Linked DNA regions of Homo sapiens: region 1 is linked to region 2. A link is a loop called in an ENCODE intact Hi-C map of the cell type or tissue named here. Cell type or tissue: pancreas. All regions are shown on one strand. Links, peaks and the distances in the headings refer to the core of each region. The heading gives the core; the rest is flanking DNA.

Region 1 (10,258 bases), core at 734-8,733, 200 kb before region 2:
ATACTAGACTCCAAGGTGGCCTGTGTTTTTAACAAAAGGTGGGCCAAATGAGTCCTGTGGTCAGATGACTTGGGGGAGTATTTCTTTTGACCCCTACCCATGTCCTTTGGAAATTCCCAAGGTGGCAAGTGGCAAATCATAGTAGAAAGGAAGCAACTCCACACTCCCTTTAGGGGAGGAAGGGAGGTGAATTCCTCATGCTCCTGCCCCTCTTTCCCCTTCCAGGCGCCCAGGCCGACCATCCTCAGGCTTCCCCTGCGCCGTGAGGACAGTGTGCAGCTTGGCAGCAGCGCTCCCAGGACAAGGAGTGAGCTCACAGTCTCTGGTTGCAGCTGTGCTTGGCCGCGCCAAGCCGAGCCTTCATCGACAAATACATCGTGCTTTCCGCAGAGCCAGACCTTCCTGCCCCAGCCCTGGGGTATTTGGCCTGGGCTTGGGCATGAGCACTGGGGGACGAAAGAGGCAGAGTGGCAGAACTAGATCTCCACAGTGGGGTGGGGTGGGCATGGCTCAGGGATGGGAGGATGTGTGCGTGCCTGTGTGTGTGTGATGGGGTGTGGGGAGAGCCAAGAAGCCACTCTGACCAGCTGGAGTCCTGTATCACCATGGAACACTTTGCAGGGGAATTAATGTCCCAATTCAGCAGCCAGGGCAACAGGGTTGGAGTCAGGGAGAAGCCCCCACTCAGGCTTTCATGGGATGCCCCCAGCAGACACCACGGGGCAAGGTCAGGCTGGGGATGGGAAACCCAGCAGACACCATGGGGGAAGGTCAGGCTGCGGATGGGAAACCCGGCAGACACCATGGGGCAAGGTCAGCTTGGGGATGGGAAACTCGTCAGCCTTTTTTTAAAAAAATGTAGAAATTCTCACATTCCCAGAGGAGGCGGCTTCCTTATATCAGGAGTCGGGGGCTGCTTCCACTTTGTTCTGGCCTGTTTAATCTCCCCAGAAGGGCAGAAAAGCCGGCAGAGGGTCCCTGCAAGCAGGGGTGAAGCAAGCCCAGGGATGAGCCGTCGGTGCAGCCCTGGCAGGCGAGGCCTCGCTGGAGGTGGCCAGCAGAGGGCCCACTCACACCACCTTCACCGGCTGGCCTGCGAGGAAGGGCTGCTGGGGTGCTCCCCACCCCCAACCCCCTCTGCCTCCCTCTGCCAGGGGTCCTCAGCAGTGCAGAGGGAAAGCTAAGCCCAGCCCAGCTGCCGGGGCCAGCACTCACCTTCCGGCTCAGCGGGGGTCCCCCACCCACTGGCACTGTCCCCCTGGCCCCAGCAGAGACTGCAGCAAAAGTAAAAATCGGCGTGCAAAGGAAGTTTATTTATCTGTTTAATTAAGAGGCGTTTGCCAGCCACATTCGGGTCCATCCGTCTCACTTACAACCATGTCCCAGCAAAATTAAACATAATAAATACAGGGAGACTGAAAGCGAAGGGCACACTTGAGATATATGGGCAGAGCCAGGAGTTGCACAGGGTTGCAGTTATAAGCACATCTCTCTCTTGCAAGTTCCTCTCCCCTCGGGGGCCCAGGAGCCGGAGGAATGCGCTCAGAGAAGGGGCTGTGGGTGCCGCTCACTCTGCTCCTTCCACTCCGCACTGTTGCCAAGCTTTATTTATTTTAAATGAGCCCCCAGGACTTCTCCCTTCTCCTCTTCTGTGGAAGGCGAGCGAGCTCTACACCGAGCAAAAGGAACATCTGAAAGCAGCCAGCACTGTGATGTTCCACCCCAGGGCTCGGTGGGTAAGAGGCCTTGGAAGCTGCGGCCCTGGAAAGCTCGTTGCAAGCTCCTGCTGCATCTGGGCCATGAGCTCCTGGCAAGGAGACAGCCTAGGCTGAGCAGAGCCTGGGAGAAACAGATCTTTGGTCTTCAGTGCCAGCTGTGGCCAAGCCACCGTTTGGCAAACTGGGCCCAGAATCCCACAGAAGCCAAAGGAAGAGGGGGGCACTTTGATTTCTGTCTCTCATCTGAAGGCTCAAGAGCCTGGCCATTTGCTTAAACTTCCCAGGAACAGAAGCACACAAAGGGGGAGAATGGCAATTTATTATTACTGATTGCTAACTGTAACAATACCTTGTATCTGCTCAGTGCTTTCCTAACCTTTTCAAAGAGCCTTCATGTATCTCACCTGATCATCACAAGTTAGGTAGGGAAGGTGTAATGATGCCCATTCGATATATGATGACCCTTTTAGGATCACAGAGGTGGTCCAAGGTCACACAACCAGTTAGAGGCAGCGTCTGGGCCAGAAGGCAAGACTTGGAACTTGGATTTATGGGAGCCCTTTTCTTCCCTTCGACTACTGTGCTGGGCTCATGCCCTTCTGTGAACATGCTCGTCGTTAGCCCTTGGCTCTCTCTCCTAACAGGATCAACCCCAAACCAAATCCGTTAATGTAATAGTCATTTGCAATAGCTTGGGCGTTTACTAATCACACCACCGCTCCGTCTGTGCAGCAATTATCTCGAATTTCCTCTTTCTCATTAGGCAGGAGGTCGCGAGGACTCAGTGGGTTGCTGAGCCCTGTGATGACGCCAAGGAGAGGAGCTGCTGCTAGACCAAGGAAGCCCTCCCTCAGCGTTCCTAGCTGATCTTCCATGCAGCGCCCAATTTCCTGGGCCCTCACCCCGTGCTCAGCTGACCCACCAGCCCCGAGCCCTCCTGTCCTGCCCAAGCCTGTGCATGTGTGCCCTTGTGCCCAGACCATAGATGGCTACAGAAAAGAGAGTCCTGAATGGCTTGGGAAGTTGTATATTTGCTTGGAGATGATGACTCCAGCTCGGACTGGGTATCCAGTGAAGTGCCCTTGGATGGTTGGGCCCCCACTGCAGACATGACTGATGACAGCCTTTGCTCCTGCCAGGGCAGGGATCGCACCAGCCAAGGAAAACCCATATCACTCGCTGCTCCACGCAGCCCACCCAGGAGGCATGCACCGCTAACATCACTCTTGGTACCCCCACTTGCTCTCCTTCAGCATCAGGGTCAACTCCAGCCTCCTGTTTGAGGTCACCTCTTTCCCCCAATCAAATAACAGAGTGAAGGCCGGGTGCAGTGGCTCACGCCTGTAATCCCAGCACTTTGGGAGGCCAAGGCGGGTGGATCACCTGAGGCCAGGAGTTTGAGATCAGCCTGGGCAACATGGTGAAACCCCATCTCTACTAAAAATACAAAATTAGCCAGGCGTGGTGACACATGCCTTTAATCCTAGCTACTCGGGAGGCTGAGGCAGGAGAATCACTTGAATCTGGGAGGCGGAGGATGCGGTGAGCCGTGATCGCGCCATTGCACTCCAGCCTGGGCAACAAGAGTAAATCTCTGTCTCACCAAAAAAAAAAAAAAAAACAAAAAAACAGAGTGAAGAAGAAGAAAGGAGTCCTCAGGGACAAGAGTGATGGGGCTGGAAGGGGAAGTGGCATCACGTCGCCCAGTCCCCGGCCTTCTAGCTGGCAGACACCAAAGCCTTCAGAGACACGTGCTCTCTTTTTTTTCCCCTTGAAGCTCTCCACTGGGGGAGACCCTGCTGTCTCTCCGGGGAGCCCAGTTAGGTTTTTATCACCCTGAGTGCCAAGAAACTCTGCCTCGTGGTACACAAACCTTTTCCGTCTTAATTTTATTCAAAGGGTGAAGGCTTTGAAAGAGTGACAAGGGGGAGCTTAGACCAGAAGCTGAAGCCACTGCCGCTCCCTGTAGCTCCCAGGAGGGACTGGGGCCACTGACCAAAACTTGTAGAGCAAAGCCGTGCATAAAGGGAGGGGGCTGAGTGAGCACAGCTCTTGCATACCGATGGGGAACAGGAGCCCTGCACTCTCAGGGTGTCCAAAAGGGAAGACTGTACACACAATGTGGGTACAATTTGGGTAGCTCCCATTGCTACGGCCGGCATGAATTTGCACCATGTTTGGTTAGAATTGAACTGAGGAAACAGCATTCAGGGTTCCTGAGTAGAGACCCATGGGAAGAGGTCAAGGTTTGTTCTTCCATCAACAGCGGGTGGGTCTGAGCTGACCCCTGGGTAGAGGCAGCAAGGGTCCACCTCCAGCAGTGAAGTGGCTGGGTGCTCCCATTTGCCATCAATTTTTAGAAAATCTTACTTAACAGAGAAACCAATATCCCTTCCTCCAGCACTGGGCAAGGAGAGGCCACATGGAGAGCACGTGCAGCACTGTAGAGAGGGAATGGTGGCCCGGGGGTACCCCGCACCCCAGGACTGGGAAGTTAGGACCTTCAAACTCTGACCAAACCTGAAAGACTCTGGAAAAAGCAGCTGCCTGTAGCCCCAGCCCCAGCACTCAGTGAGTTAAAAAGCAACCGCAAGGCCTCGGGAAACAGAATGTGAGGGGCGGGCACTCTGTTCGTCCCCTGCCCCTGCATGCCCCCTAAAGCCAAAGCGTCAGCTCATTAAAAGCTCATTAGGAGCCCAAGGCACACAAAGGCCCGGAGAGGCATTACTGTCCTGGCAGAGTGCGTGGCCCTGGGGAGGCCGATGCACTGCTAGGCAGCCAGTGCCAAGCTGCAGACAGGGGCCGGGCCATGGAGTGACGAGGCGGCCGGCGGCGGGAGGTAGGGGTGCAAGGTCCTTCTAACGAAGCCTCATGGGAGCTGAGCTTGTCCCAGGACTCAAGGGAGTGGGGACGAGCATATCTGCCAGGAAGCAAAGGAACAGATGCAGACGGTAACCTACAGACTCACCTCCCCACACCTCCACAATGACAGAGGCCAGATAAGAGTTCCTTTCTCAGGCTTTGAGAGCAAGGAGAAGGCAGGGTTAGGCAGGACCCTGGGCAGCCTCTTCCCTCCCGGCAGCCTAAGATACACCAGGGAAGTTGTGTGAATTGCTGCCCGGTGAGCAGAGATGGGGCAGTGGATGCTGATGTGTTTTAGTCCCTAAAAGTTGCCCAAGAGCAGGGGAAGTGCCTATCTGGTGGGGGTGTGGAAGCTTGTCTTGAGTTAGGTGTGAAGCTATTCTGAGGCTGCCACCCCTGCCAACCCCCTACCGTCTCCTCCCTCTTGATCCTGGGAGGAAAATCCCTCCCCTTTCCTGATCCACTCTAGCATTGGGGTCCAGCGATGTTTTGGCCCCAACACAACTCTCCAGTTCCAAGGCATGAGGTTTCTGAGAATTCACTGGCAAGGAGGTGTGGGAAGTTGGCAGCCAGCTGAGGGCCCTATGCTGCTCTTAGCCGCTCCCGGCCTTTCCTCCCACTGAGAGTTGCTGCATCAGGATGGGGGGGAGCCGTCTGTTCCTGCTCTTACTTCCCTAGGATGCTGTGACTTTTGATTCCTGCTTGATTAATATACAGCCAACAGAGACTGTATTTAAGGCAGCTTTAATTCTCTCAGGTCACCAAACTCGGGAGCAGCAAAGCTGCAAGGAGCCAGCCCCGCAATAGATCAAACACCAGGACCTTCAAATCGCTCTGTGGCCCAATTTCTTATTGCTGCTGCTGCCTGATAACCCTCCCAGCTTGGAGGCAATAGCTCCTTTTTCTAGGGGTGGACACGGGGGCTGGATGTGGATGTCCATGGCTGAAACCCTCCTGGCAGCACGGAACGAGAGCTGGAAGGACCGGGCACGAGAGTGAGACCGTCAGCACCAGGGACAGCTCCAGCCAGACCCTGGAGCCGCCGTGGCTGCCTACACCTCTGTCTCCCTGGGCCCAAACAAGCACGGGTGTCAGTGAACTCTCTGTTTTGCAGGGGTGGCCAGCGGCTAGCCCTGCTGATGGCCACCTTTTACCAAAACATCCTCGCCTGTTGAGTTAGCCTGCTGCTCCCTTTGGGGCCCTGCACACTCTCACTGGCTCTGTCTCCCTTTAGGAGATCCAGCTTTTGCCATCCCTGACCCCCAGAGGGAAGCAGGCTGCTGTGAGGACTATCTGTCTGGCCTCTGTGCCAGCCCCTGGTGCCCAGGGCTTCTGTGGGGCCAACAGTTTCCTTCCTGGCTGAACCTCATCCGCTTCCAACTTGCCTCATTAGCATCTCCTGAAAGGCAGGCTAATTCCTCTGCTGAGCACCTGGGTGTTCACTTGCTCGGTGGGGGCAGGGGCAGGCATGCCGGCATGGCTGCCGTTTCCTCCAAAGCACCTTTTATAGACCTGGTCCGTGTTGCAATTTGGGAGGCACCGGGGAGCAGCACAATGTGGGGAGATTACGCTCGGAAGCCGGGCTTGTAAATTACCTCCCAGTGGGGGCAGGGAATGTGCCTATTAACAGAGAACCTGGTGCACACAGCCATTCTCATTTAAGAGCAGGATCTTCCCGGATCAGACTCTGATCAATCCTTGCTGCCACCAACACACCATATATTAGGAAGAAATGTTTGCATTGAAGTTGGAGGAAGCCCCATACTCACCTCCCCCCGCCAACCCCCTACTGCTGTTTTATTAGGATTTTCTCTAAACCCAGCCCCATTGGATTTATTCCCCCTGCTCTGCCTCTATCCACTTAAAAATATTGTCTATGGATTTTCAAATTATTGCTACACTTTCTAAGAGAAGGATGCAGTGGTTAAAAATTAACAGCAAATTTATGGGAATTCTATATGGCAATTACAGAATTATAATGAAGTGGCTGCCACTTGGCTGAGTGTGGGTAATTGGAAATCCACACTGGGAAGACTAGAATCTTTACTGTATTGGAATTGTGTTTTTGAGAGTAAATGCTGTGGAGAGGGTCAATGGAGCCTTGAGTAGGCCAAGTTCTTCTCTACAGGAAAAAGTGGTCTGCTCACTGCCTATTGGGAGGCAATTTAGAAGGAGAATCACTTATGCTGGCCCACAGGAAGGTGGCTGGAAACCACTGGGGGAGGTAGGTGTTCCGGGCTAGGGGAGCAGGCCTGATGGTGGAGGAGGTGGGAGTGGGAGAGCATGAAGGGAGGAAGGCCAGGGCATCACCAGCAGAGGGAAGGCCCACTGTGGTGCAGCTCGAGCCTGACAGAAGGCAGCACCGAAACCCTGATGTTCTCCCTGCCCTGTGGGTTCATTTTCCTTGGAAAAAAATTTTGGTAAAAAAACAGAGATGATTTTATCATGAAGACACCAATGTTGCTCTCCTTTCACATGGCGCTGTCCTCGCTCCCACAGCTGCTGTGGTAGAAATGGACTTTGCCTCTGATCTCCTCTGCAGCTCTTTAGGGCCTTAGTGGCTGAGAGGTGGAGCAGGAGTCTGTGATAAGGGAGCCCAGATTCCGAGCAAGGGGGTTCTGCCAGGAATCTAGGTACAAACTGCCTCCTGGAAGCCAGGTGCGGTGGCTCACACCTGTAATCCCAGCACTTTGGGAGGCTGAGGCGGGTGGATCACTTGAGGTCAGGAGTTCAAGACCAGCCTGGCCAACATGGTGAAACCCTGTCTCTACTAAAAATACAAAAATTAGCCAGGCATGGTGGGCATGCCTGTAGTCCCAGCTACCGGGGAGGCTGAGGCAGGAGAATTGCTTGAACCTGGGAGGCGGAGGTTGCAGTGAGCTGAGATTGCACCAGCCACTGTACTCTAGCCTGGGTGACAAAGTGAGAGTCTGTCTCAAAAGAAAAAAAAAAACTGCTTCCTGGTTCTTCAAGAGTTTTGTGTAGACCTGGTGCTGTTGAGTGCAGGGGCCACGGGCCACATGTGGGCATTCAGAGCTAAAACACGGCCGGTTCTAATTGAGACACTCCCTGTGTGTGTGGGTGTGTGTGTGTGTGTGTGTGTGTGTGAAATGCACATGGGATTTTGATGACTTGGGACCATAAAAAGAGTGAAAAAATAGTTTGTATCTAGATTACATGTCAAAATGATCATATTCAGGTATATTGGGTTACATAAAGCGTATAATTGAGTGCCCCCAGTTTTGTTTGTTTTACTTTCTCAATGTGGGTGCTGAAGAATTAAGCATTTCCATGTGTGGCCTGCATTATGCTTCTATTGGGCAGCTCTGGTCTAGAACATGGGCAGATGTCTTTCCGCTCAGCCCCACCGACATCAGCTCACTATCATCCCCATTGCCTGCGCGGTGCCTGGCCACGGGTAGCCTCTCAAGAAGAAGTGCAGGCCGGGTGCCGTGGCTGATGCCTGTAATCCCGGCACTTTGGGAGGCTGAGGCAGGTGGATCACCTGAGGTCAGGAGTTCGAGACCAGCCTGGTCAACATGGTGAAACCCTGTTTCTACTAAAAATACAAAAAATAAGCCGGACATGGTGGTGGCTCTCGTGCGTACAGTCCCAGCTACTCAGGAGGCTGAGACACGACAATCACTTGAACCCAGGAGGCAGAGGTTGCAGTGAGTTGACATTGCACCACTGCACTCCAGCTTGGGTGACAGAGTGAGACTCCATCTTGAAAAAAAAAAAGAAGAAGAAGAAATGCAAAATGCAAAGCCAACTGGGTCTCTTCTTAGAGTAAGGCCGCACGCAAGTCTGTGTGGGCAGGAAGCCTGCCCTGATCTCCCCATCCCAAAACACAGACACCCAGCAAAAGGGTCTGCTCCATTTCAGTCTACGTTTCTTGGTTTCTGTCTGCTCTATCCTGATATCTGAGACTGGGGCCTCCTTATTTTGTCCTACCATTGCAGCTGTGCAGGCACACAGTGTCTGCTGAGGCCAGTGGTGGGGTGGCGGGGGTGGCTTTCCTTCTGTGCTCCCTCCCCTACGACCGGACAGCACCAGGAAACCAGCACTCTGTTTTGGGGTTTGGGGATGAGCTCACAGGCAAATACTTCTGCTTCCTAACCTGTGACCTGTGCTAGGAGAAAGTGTCCTAGTGGCCAGCTCCCGTGCGGCTGCACTCGCTTGCATTTGGCTGCTGGGTGAGCTTATTGATTTTTCTCTCCGAGGTAGAAGGAGAGGCCTCGGAAATGCCATTCCAGTGAAACTGGGCATGGCGATAATTATCATCATCAGAACACCCTGGACAAATTGGATCTCAGGCACCCAGAGCACCCTCAGCCTCATGCTCCACCCCAGCCTCCTCTGAAGGCAGAGGGAAGGAAGTGGGAGGGTGAATATTATTCTTCCCATCTCGTTGGATGGAGAAGCTGAAACCCAGGGTAGAGGAGTGTCCCAAGATGGGAAGTGGAGGCCGGGATGCGGGGTCGGAGTCACTGCCCCCTTCTACTGGAGAAACAGCAGCAGAGTGGAGCTTGGATCATCTTGAGCTCCTAAGAAGACTGTAGTCCCGCATCTCCTACCTTCTACCACACACCCAGCCACAGCTGTTTCTCACACCCTCCTCCAGCAGAAAGTGGGGCCCGCTCCAGCCTGGGAGTCACAGACCCGGAGTCCAGCCCATCTCTGCCCCGACCACCCGTGGGACTCTGAGCGAGCAACTAAACATCTCCAGTGTTGGTGTCTGCGTCTATCAGAATGGGACGGCAGTACCTCTCTCAGTATCGCATTCCCACAATACCTTGTGAGGATTCAAAAACATGTCATATACAAACCAGCTGGCACATAGTAGATGTTCAATAAATCATGGTAATTAATTCAACAAATACTTATTGAGTTTCCCCAAGTGCCTGGTTTTGTTCTAGGTCCCTTCTCTCTGCAGTGCCCAGATGAGACTGCTGATGAAATTTCCTCTCTTCACCCGGATGGACTGCACTTGCCCTGCTCATCTCCTAGGCCTTGGTACAGAAAGTACAGTTAACTCTCAATTATCTATGCCAATGGAGTGGAACGTTCCACTGATAATTCAGAAAGAGCAGAGAGTCTACAGATAATTCTTATTTGAATTAGGAATGCATTATGCTTATTTTCACATCGGGTTTACCTTCCTAATTACTGTTTGTTCTGGATTATGCTCAAACTGGTTTGCATTCTCAGAACTCACATCGGTGTGGTGAGGGGTGTGCCGTGGAAGTGTACTGGGGCCCACCAAGTGGAAACCAGCCACAGACCACCTCTCTGCACTGCCCTCCAGCACCCCGGGTGGACTGACGCCTGCTAACAGGGAAGTAGTAGGCACTGGGGCTGCTTGGTATCTGCCCGGGAGGAATGGTGGCAGCTCCTTGCGTGTTGTTTTAAGGCTGTGCCCATGTGGGTGGCTGGGCACGCGTGGGTAAAATGGAAGGAGGTGCACCAGTTCCTGTGAGCTGTGATTCTCCCCAGAAAGCCAGGTGCAGACATAAGAGGCATCCTCACATGCAGCCCTCCGTCGGGGCTGTCCACATGCTGTTTTCTGTCTGTCTCTTCTCTGTGTCTCCCGCTACATCTTTCTTTGTGTGTGCATCTCTCTGTCACTCTCTGCCTCCCCTCCACACTGCCATTCACTGCACTCTTTTCTCTGGGAC
Region 2 (10,258 bases), core at 1,465-9,464:
CTCATGCTTACACACAGCATTTCCACTGCGTGACTTCAGTAATTTGTTTCTACAGTAAAAACTGATCTGATACAGCCTAGTAAAGGGTTTTGTGTATCTGAGTGTGCTTTTCATCACAAAAAAACCCCAGCATCCTTAAAGGTTAAGAAAAATCGGTCCTATTATTCTAACAACTCACAGGCGTGAGTCAAAACATGAAGGCAAACACACTCTGGGGAACACTCATCAGAGACCCTGAAAACAAGTCCCAGGTCTTTTAAAAGCAACCTCAGCTTTCCGGCAGGGCCTGATCTAGGGATAAATACTGCCAGGGCCCACAGGGTCCCACCGTCTTCACTGGAAGATGGCTGGTACCGCCCGCATGGGCTGGATGAGAAAGCTGAGGCCAGAGAGGACAGGCTTCTCCCCCAAGCCAAATACAAATGAGGGGCCATGAGCTCTGCCTCACTGTGGTTCTCACCACTGCCTATGTGCCATGTTGTTGGACTGGGGGCCCCCAGGCTGGGTGCAGTGGGGCCACTTCTTTCACTGGGAGCAGGAGGAAGATTCTTCTTGCCTCCTGAAAACCCATAACCACACTGCAGGGGGCCTGGGCACTTGGAGTTCAAGGGAAGAGCCCACTCCTTCCCAACCCATACCCCAAGAGCAGGACCAGACTAACGTGTGCATGGGTATGTGTGCACTGTACAGTGTGTGTGCACATGTGCAAGAGTGTGTGATTGTGTGTACGAGTGTGCATACATGCGTGTGCATGTGTACATGTGTGCATGTACATGCATGTGTGAACGTGTACCTGTGTGTGCATGTGTGAATGTGTACGTGTGTGTGTGTGTGCATGCAAGTGGATATGAACTTGTGTGCATGTACATGTGTGCACTGTGCAGTGTGTGTGCCTACGTGTGCATGTGTGTGCATGTGGACATGTATATGTGCATGTGTGGTTGTGCATACAAATGTGTGTGCATGTGTGTGTGCATGTGTGTTAGCAGCTCTCTGACCACACAGACTGGGCCATAACTACGCAGCCCCCATGTGCTCCATGGGCTGTGACTGGGGTGGGGGCTCTATCACAGAAGAGTCATGCCCAGGCCAGAAGAGCTTGAGAGAACAAGGAGTTGGGCCCTTCCAGGGCCTCAAAAGCACCCAGGCATGACCACGGCTGAACGAGGATGCAGAGCCAGTGCAAGATCCTGTTTTAGGGAGCTTTGTCAAGGGTTACTCATCTCCCCACGCATGGAGCCTGTTCCCTACTTCTTCCAACACACATGGAATCGTTTTCAGCTGTGTCCAGATGCCTTCCCACCTGCATGCGCCTTACTTAGTCACCAAAGGCAGGCATTTTTAAAAGAGAAGATTTTTAATAAATCTCTAATCTCTTTTAAAAACAGGGGATTTAAGCTGGCTCTGAGCGCCCCTGCTCCAGGAAGCTCACTGCACAGCTGCGGGCTGGATCTCGTTCCCACCTGCAGCAGCACTACCCTCTAGTGGCCACGGAGGATGTCCACGTCCCGGCCAGGGTTCCCGGCAAGGACACAGGTGGCAGCTCCTCAGCAGCCGCCTCCAGCCACCCCTCCTGCACATGCCCCGGTGCTGCCGGAGCCTCTCGCCAAGCATCACTCACACAGGTGGCCACCACAGCCCCACTGATAATTCATCTTGCCCGCTAACCACTTATCTCTGAGCTGTGCTCACCGATCACCATCCTCTCCCAGCGGCAGGGAACAGATTCCCTTAACTCCTCCCAGCCGCCAAGCCCTCCAATCCTTTAGAACTGGGGCCTTGCCTCTCAGCTTCCTTCGCCTCCTGCAATAAGCATTTCAGAGGGAGACGTGGCCCCACCAATGGCCTTTTCTCTACATCCTTCCTCCACACTGACCATGAATGAGAACAGAGACGGAGGGACGAAGCGGTGGGCGCGGGGGGGCGGTGTGGCAAGCACCGCGTCACAGGGGAGGAAACTCACTTTTGAAGTTTGGGGTCCCCTTCCTCTCTCCCTCGCTGCTCTTCCAGGAGAGCACTAACCACCAAACCTCGGGTCACTCACCCCTTTGGTGTGCAACGAGAGTTGGTGGTTATGTGACATATGGAGGACTGGGGGTAGAAACACAAAGGTCTGGGGACCCCTAGAATGAGATGCCCAAATAAACAGTAGCTGGGTATTCTCTGGAGCACTCCTGCCCCTGGGAGGCCCCCTTTCTGGACTTTTGACTTCTCCCCGTCAGTAATGCTGCAGCTGGTTCGTACTTTTCAGGAACTCTACAAGCCAGCTGACAGCAGCTGACAGCCCTTGAGGGGGTATTTACAGCAGGGGAATTGACAAATGCTACACATCAACCTGCTTTAGTTCCTTTGGAAGAGCCTATTGTTAAACACTGAGTCCCCCACCCTGCCTCGGCCTCAGTGGGTCTCCACTCAGGTAAGGGCAGCCTTACCGACACATGACACATGAGCATGCTGGGCCGGTTTCCAGACTGCCTGACTCCAGAGATCTGGGGTGGGACAGACGACATGCCTTTCTTGTACGTTCCTGGGGAATGCCAGTACTTCCAGGCTGGGGACCGTACTTGGGGAACCAGTGCTCAGTGGTTCATCAGCACGAATTAATTTATACAAAGGCACAAAAGACAACAGTTTAGAATGAGAGGAGACTGAGGGGGCCAGGGCCATGCTCAGATACTGCAGGGCTGGAGACTAGCGTTTTCTGTTTCCAAAGCAGAGAGGGTTTCAGCTGAGAAGGAGGCCTTGGAGCAACCAGAGCCAGGTCTCCGCAGCCTCCAGGTCTCTGTAGCCTCCGGGTCTCCGCAGCCTCCAGGTCTCCGCAGCCTCCAGGTCTCCGCAGCCTCCAGGTCTCCGTAGCCTCCAGGTCTCCGCAGCCGCCGGGTCTCCGCAGCCTCCGGGTCTCCGCAGCCTCCGGGTCTCCGTAGCCAGCCACCCGGCCGAGGGGCTGGGTCCACAGAGGAGGACCAGCAGCAGTGAAGGGCAAGTCCACAGAGTTCTGAGGTGTCCAACCTCCGGGACGCTGCACTGACTTTCAAGTGCCCAGAGGTCCTCCTAGAATAACACATCCCTCCGCCCCATCATCCTGCAATCCTTTAGCTGGCAGACACCAGCATCCCGGGGGGACTTCTTAGACTCCACTCTGAGTTTGGCTTTGCCACGCTGTGGTTTCATCACGACCATCACGGCCAGGTGACGGGTTCCAGCTCATTCGGGGCTCAGCCCCATCTGCCCACTTTGGTGCTGGAAAATGCACTCAGAGTCCAACCGGCGTGGAAATACAGTCTTTGCGCCACTGCTTTTTTTTTTTTTTTTTAGATGGAGTCTCGCTCTTGTCGCCCAGGCTGGAGTGCAGTGGCACAATCTCGGCTCACTACAACGTCTGCCTCTCAGGTTCAAGTGATTCTCCTGCCTCAGCCTCCCAAGTAGCTGGGATTACAGGCGCCTGCCACCAAACCCAGCTAATTTTGTATTTTTAGTAGAGACAGGGTTTCGCCATGTTGGCCAGGCTGGTCTCGAACTCCTTATCTCAGACAATCTGCCCGTCTCGGCCTCCCAACGCATGGCCCATTCAAAGTTTGCCAGAGGCGAGTTCAGGGTGGGGATCCTGGCAGTGGGAAACTGGAGGAGCGCATGGAGCATCTGAGAGTTGAGGCAGCGGAACCCCTCACCAGGAGGCACCTTCCTGCCCAGACACCTCGGGATGAGCCCCTGGTGGGACTGCTCGGGTGCCGGCAGGGAGTTCCTGGACCCACCCAAAGCCAGCTCTGCTTCTCCCTTCTCTCTTCCCGCTTTCTTCTCCACAGCCCCCTGATTCCCACAGATCCTTCCCTGGAAGGCTTTCTCGCTGTCTCTTCAAAGTCTCTCTTCTACCCACTGCCATGGGAGCCTTCGCACCTCGGGTCTGGTGGCCTGTAACCCCTGCCAGCCAGGCTCCCTGATACCAGCCTCTCTTTTTCCAGACAGTCTGATTAACTTTTCTAAAACCTCACTACCACTGTATCAAACTCCAGCTTCTCTTCAACCGTCAGCGACTTCCCCACTGCTTGCAGGATGAAATCCAAATTCCTTAGCGCAACCCCCAAGCTGGGGTCTCAGCTCCAGCACCTCTCACCTGACCCTCAATGACCAGCTGTCTCAGGGGGAGAAAAAGGGAGGATTTAAACCCAGCACACCTGGGTTCAAGCTTCAGCTCTCCTTCCCACGATTGGTGAACACTCGGGCAGGTTACCTAACTTCTCTGAGCCTCAGTCTCCTCTGCTTAATAATGGGTGGTATCATAACATCTTCCTGAATTATTATCTAAAATGTCAAGTTCATGACTTGTCCGCCCAAATACGGCAAATGCCACCGATTTTAATCTCACCCGAAACCAACCTCACAGGTGCTGATTCACTTTTAGGAATTAGGAATTTAGTTTTAGGAATGAAGAAATGAGGCCCAGTGAGGTACATGTACACGTGCACATGTGCATACATGCGTGTGTACTTGCCTGCCTGTGCATCCACATATATGTGCGTGTGAGCGTGTGTGGGCACAGGAAAGTCTGTGTGCACGTGTGAGTTAGGGTGGGGGGTATGTGGAGACACCAGGACCACCAACATGCATGACAACGAGAACCAGTACGCATGTGTTTGGGGGACAGCACACCCCCGCTCTGATCCTCGGTTTCCGAATCTGTTAAAAAAAAAAGGCTCCAGGCTGGACAAGCCCCAGGTCCCCTCCTTCCCGGTTCTGAAGCTCACAGGTCGCGGGTTTGCTGAGAAGGCACGTGCTCCCCCTGGTGGAAGGAAACTTGTATGGCAACGCTCCCGCCAGGGCCCCGCGATGGTCAGGCTTTCTGCCGTCTTGGAAACAGACACCGACAAGCAACAGGGTTCCCATAGTGCCCGGGCACTTCGGACCCGCTGCGGGACCTTGGGCAAACTCTTTTAGCCTCAGCACCTTCCTCTGTGAAATGGAGCCAACAACAGCACATCACAGAGCTAACAGTAAAGAAAACTGGGGCAGCCTCCTCACCCCCGTCTCTTTTCTCAGTGGTTAGTTATGCCAACGATTGTTCCAGAATCCAAACTCACACAGCAGAGAGAGGCAGCTCAGCACACGGACCTTGCAGCCAGTTGGCCCTGAATTCCAGCCCTGCCACTTACTAGCTGTGTGATCCTGGGCACGTGATTTCACCGTCTTTCATTGTGGAGTTGTGAAGATTCATAAGCTAACTCTCACACGGTAGTGAGCGCAGGGCCCGGCCACTCACAGGTGCATGGTAATGTCGGTGGTACAGGTGTCTTGTGGCTGTCACTGAGGTTGTTCATAATCTCCTGGCTCCTGTTCCTGCTGGAGCCACGGGGAGCTGCCCTTCCCACCCACTTAAGTTAGGCACCATCCCGTGACTTGCTTTGCCCAACAAAATGGGAGCAGAGGGGTGTCACTTCCAGCCGAAGTTTGCAGAACCAACAGTGTGTGCAGTACCACACCCTCTCTTCCCGATATCTGGCAAGCATCGGGCAGTGGCTCTATGAGCTTGGGTCCTGAGTGAGGGCAACAGCACAGCACAACACCCTCAGGAACCAAGATGCATATGAGCCAGAAATCAACCCGCAATTGCTACAGATCTCTGATGTGGGGTTGTTTGTTACTGAGCATAACCTGCTGCTGCTGACTGAGACACTGACTCCTGCAGAGCTTCTCTGAGGAGAAAGGATTCCTTCTCATTTATCCTGACATGTACTTACTAAATAGGAATATTTATCAGTTAACGAACACACATTTCCTTTCCCCAAACCTAAACTACCAAGCAAGAGAACCACCAAAATTTGCAATTCCAAGTGCATCGTGATGGAGACCAAAGCCCCAACTTGACCACTACACAGTCTGCACATGTAACAAAATTGCACCTGTGCCCCCAAAATATGTAGGAGTTGTAAAATATACACAATGAACTGTGATATGAGCAAGAGATAGAACATAGCAGAGTGCAAAGGCATTTTTTCTCAAACACACAAAACCTTTATGGAGACGGATTTGGGGTTTCACAGTTCAGTTCCACCCGCGTAGCCGCCTGCTGCAGCACAGGGGGAAAGGGAGGCTTGGGGCACCTCTCCTACCCACACCCCAACCCCACACTTCCACCTGCACCTAACTTGCTTGTTAGAAGACAGGAGAGTCGTGGTTACAATACACTGGGAGGGAGATGCTGGACGAAGCAAGCCTCTCAGGGGAGACCCGGCCAGTGAGCAGCCGCAGGGAAACGCTCTCCGTTCGTGTGGTCCCTGGCGCCACCTCGCGGCGCTGGCTGGCACTGCTGGGAGCTGGCTCCTGGTCGGCAATCTGCTCCTGCTCCTGGCCAGGGCAATAGCACACTGGATGCTGAGCGGGTCATCACACACATCGGAGCTGGTCATCAATGAACATCTGAGCCAGTCATCACATACATCGGAGCCGGTCATCAATGCACATCTGAGCCGGTCATCACACACATGATCTGAGCCTGTCGCCACACATCGTCTGAGCCGGTCATCACGCACATCTGAGCCGGTCATCATACACATCATCTGAGCTGGTCATCACGCACATCAGAGCTGGTCATCATGCACATCAGAGCTGGTCATCATCATGCACATCATCTGAGCCAGTCATCATGCACATCTGAGCTGGTCATCACACACATCATCTGAGCCGGTCATCACGCACATCATCTGAGCCATTCATCGCACACATCAGAGATGGCCATCAATGCACATCTGAGCCGGTCATCATACACATCATCTGAGCCGGTCACCACGCACATCGTCTGAGCCAGTCATGCACATCTGAGTCTGTCCCCGTGCACATCATCTGAACTGGTCATCACACACATCGGAGCTGGTCATCAGTGCACATCCGAGCCCGTCATCATACACATCATCTGAGCCGGTCACTATGCACATCGTCTGAGCCAATCATCACGCACATCTGAGTTGGTCCCCGCGCACATCATCTGAATCGGTCATCACACACACATCTGAGCCCTCGCCTGTGGGCTGAGATCTGCGAGAATGGACAGAGGGCCCAGGATGGAAAAGCATGAGGGACTCAAGGACGACACTGTGTCCAGGTCCAGGGAGGAGCTCACCCTGCACCCTGATCACTGAGACACTCACTCCCCACAGTGCAGAGTGACCCTGAGGCCAGAGCCCAGCCAAGCCCCCATCTCCACCACTGGGGCAGGGGTCTCCAGGGCCCTCTGAGTGCAGGTGGGGTTCATCTTACCCCCTGGAAAACAGTCTGGCTTCTATGTCCACCCTAGGCCGGCACCCTAGTGCTTGGCCAAAAATGGAGCAAGCCACGCCAGCCTCAAGGGCCTGTCCTTCTCCATCCACTCCAGGACAGGAGGCTGACAGTCAAGGCAGCACGCACAGTCCTCCCAGCGAGATGAGCAAATGAAGGACGTGAACTGGAAACAGGTCCACAGAGTAAACAAATGGCCCCCACTCTAAATGGTCTTGTCTGAAGCCTTGGACCATGCCTCTTTATCCAAGTCTCTTTGCACAGATAATTGTTCCAACACTGAAGCCTGAGCCCCCACTGACCCACACATCTCTCTCCTCAACTACCCCAGGCTCATTGGAGCCACAGCTCTGCCCCACTCCTGAGACGTCCCGGGCCCTCGCTACATGAGTGACCCAGTGAGGTAGAGGGATATGAGAAGAGCTAGGAGAAGGGCCTGGAGACGCAACACAGGCGCTCGGGGCGTGTGCAGGTGGGACGACGCAGAGAGGCGGCAAGACGTCAGGAGGTGCCAGAAGGGTGGATGAGAACCCAGGGTTAAGTGCAGCCTTCCAGAACAGCCTTAAAGGTGGATCAGCCATCCCAGTGGTGGCCACAGCTGCTGTCATTCAGTGCGACTGATGGGGATCCAGGCCCGCAAAGCAGTGCTCTATCTGGGCCTCCCGTCAACCTTCTGCCGGAGACCAGGGATTCAAGGATCAGTGGCAAAGGGCTAGATGTTTTTGTTAGTCCCTTTGTTTCATTTGCAGCCACGATGAGCTGACACCGGACCCAGCAATGTGTGGCGGCCTCTGTGGAGAACAGCTGCAGGCTCTATCTTGAGCAAGCCTTTGGCTCCCTGCCTGGGAGGACCCCTCCTAAGGGATGGGGCATTCCACACCTGGACTGAGCACAGTGGAGCCAACCACCGCTCAGTGCCGGGAGGAACCACACTTCCTGGGGACCTGCTATGTGTCTGGCCTCGCTTAAGCTGCATCACATCTGTGAGCCACACACGGCTCCATTTGTACAGGTGACCCTCACTGAGGCCAAAGGTGTCTTTGAGACCCTCTCTCCTAAGCCAGGCTCAGCACACAAGCCAAGAGCTCTGGGCTGTGGTTTACAGTGGACAGCGAGGTTCCCTTCACACTGGATGGTGACAGCTGGCGCCCGCCTGGCAGTTAGTGTGTGCCGGGCACTGATCCAGGGGCTTCCAGTGGGTCATCTCCCCCAACCCCAACGGGTGGGACTGGTGGTCTTTCGCTTTGCAGAGGAGGACGCTGAAGCACAAGGCAGAAGCGCCTTGCCCAAGGTCAACAACAGCAAGTGGCTGAGCCGTGACGTGACCAGGAGCCCATCACGTCAGCCCTGGATTGAGGCTGCCTCGGTGACTCAGGAGGCTTGAGATCCCCTCCTGGCTGTGGGAGCAGAGCATCCTGCAGAAGGGGTAGACCCTCACCTGCCAGCGGGGCTGCAGCTAGGCCATGGGGCATCCCTCACCCTTGGTCTGGGGTACAGGTGCACTAACAAGGTGCACACAAGGAGCCCCGCCTGCCACTGGTTTCCGTTCCAGGATCCGGGTCTGGTGTCATCTGGATGCTCAAGCTGCCAGGACCTGAGGATGTCTGAGCCCCTGAGTCCTTCCCCAGAACTCTGAGCATCTCAAAAGTAACAGGGCAGGGTGCAAAGCCACGTCTCCACCTGGGGCCGGAGGGCCCTGCCTCCAAAACCTGCCTCCCACCTTCTTTTGGTTACCACCTTGGCTGCCTGGACCTCCAGTGGAAGGAAAGATACCCTTTTGGATCAAATTTGGACTGGGCAGAGCCGGGGGAGAAGGGTGTGGCTGAGCTCAGAACAGAGAAGCCCAAACTTGAAGCTCCCTGTGTCTGTGCGTCTGAGATGCTGCAAAGTGACCTCTGCTGCCCACGAGGACTCTTGCTTCTCTCCCTGCTCATCCTGGCCTTGCCCTTTAAAATGCAGCATCCTAAGGAAAAGGGGCTCCCCACTCCCTGAAATAAACCTCTGTCTTCTCCAGCACAATGATACCAGAAGAATTAAGGGTTTCTTTCCAGAAAGGGGGAAAGGACCTCCTTCCTTAATGCAAATTTTATTCTGACTCCCCCTGAGACCCCCTCCCCAGCCCTATGCCCACCCTGCTCTCTAAGTGGGAGGGCATCCTCACAGGTGCTGGCCACCCCGTCATTATCCAGAGAAAAAAGGGACCCAGACTCAGGAGGGCTGTCATTGTCCAGCTGGCCTGGGTAGGCCCACCTACTGCTCGGAGGGATGAAAGCTGTCCCCCTCGGGCCCCAGGCTGTGGGCAGGACCAGCTACATAATTTGCAGGGACCATCCCCTCATTAAAAAGTTGTCCAGAATTCCCAGACAGCAACAACAGGGCATGAAACCCAGCCTGGATCCCTTCTGAGTGCAGCTTCCAGCGCCTCCACCGGTCACGGGTCCGTGAAGCCGGGCCAGGGTGGGACCTGTCATCCATGGTAGGGAAGTCTGCAAGGAGAACGAACCCCTGTCACAGCGGCAGGGAACGCGCACCAGGCTAAGCCGCAGAGCCTGAATCTTGGAAATGCTTCCTGGCTGCAAGGACGACCTGTCTCAAGGGGTGGATTTGGGAATAAAGAAATACAGCTTTGTCACTTTCACAGCATCAGTGTTTCCAGGAGACGCCTCCCCACAGCCCCGCGGACAGGCAGGATTTCCTTGCCATAGCATCACTATTTACATTCAAATAAGTGACTATCCTTTTAAGAAGCGTGGGCTGGGCGCAGTGGCTCACGCCTGAAATCCCAGCACTTTGGGAGGCCGAGGCAGGCGGATCATGAGGTCAAGAGATCGAAACCATCCTGGCCAACATGGTGAAACCCTGTCTCTCCTAAAAATAAAAAATTTAAAAAAAAAATTAGCTGGGCCTGGTGGCGCACACCTGTAGTCCCAGCTACTCGGGGGTCTGAGGCAGGAGAATCACTTGAACCCGGGAGGTGGAGGTTGCAGTGAGC

The links. A loop is a pair of places that touch in the nucleus more often than their neighbours do. Peaks named below come from ENCODE experiments on the same cell type or tissue, not always from the same donor. Only the 100,000 strongest peaks of a DNase experiment are listed, where the experiment ranks them.
Region 1: it touches region 2 in a loop (4-fold over the local background); 67 of 110 quality-filtered maps call a loop at or near these places.

Annotation. Positions count from the first base shown.
Region 1 is chr17:79,187,093-79,197,350 of GRCh38, forward strand. All of the region lies in intron 4 of RBFOX3 (RNA binding fox-1 homolog 3), which reads right to left. Among named protein-coding and RNA genes, the nearest start is that of ENGASE, 120 kb to the left of the region's middle. RefSeq lists a silencer at 995-1,154 and an enhancer at 5,719-6,376. In pancreas, for the core only: a CTCF peak has its summit at 1,077 (motif pointing right); DNase peaks (open chromatin) are centred at 1,050 and 5,605; H3K27me3 peaks cover 886 bases.
Region 2 is chr17:79,387,183-79,397,440 of GRCh38, forward strand. The region is part of intron 2 of RBFOX3 (RNA binding fox-1 homolog 3); the gene reads right to left. Among named protein-coding and RNA genes, the nearest start is that of RBFOX3, 220 kb to the right of the region's middle. In pancreas, for the core only: CTCF peaks have their summits at 1,473 (motif pointing left), 4,789 (motif pointing left) and 6,287 (motif pointing left); DNase peaks (open chromatin) are centred at 1,519, 4,799 and 6,289; H3K27me3 peaks cover 3,263 bases.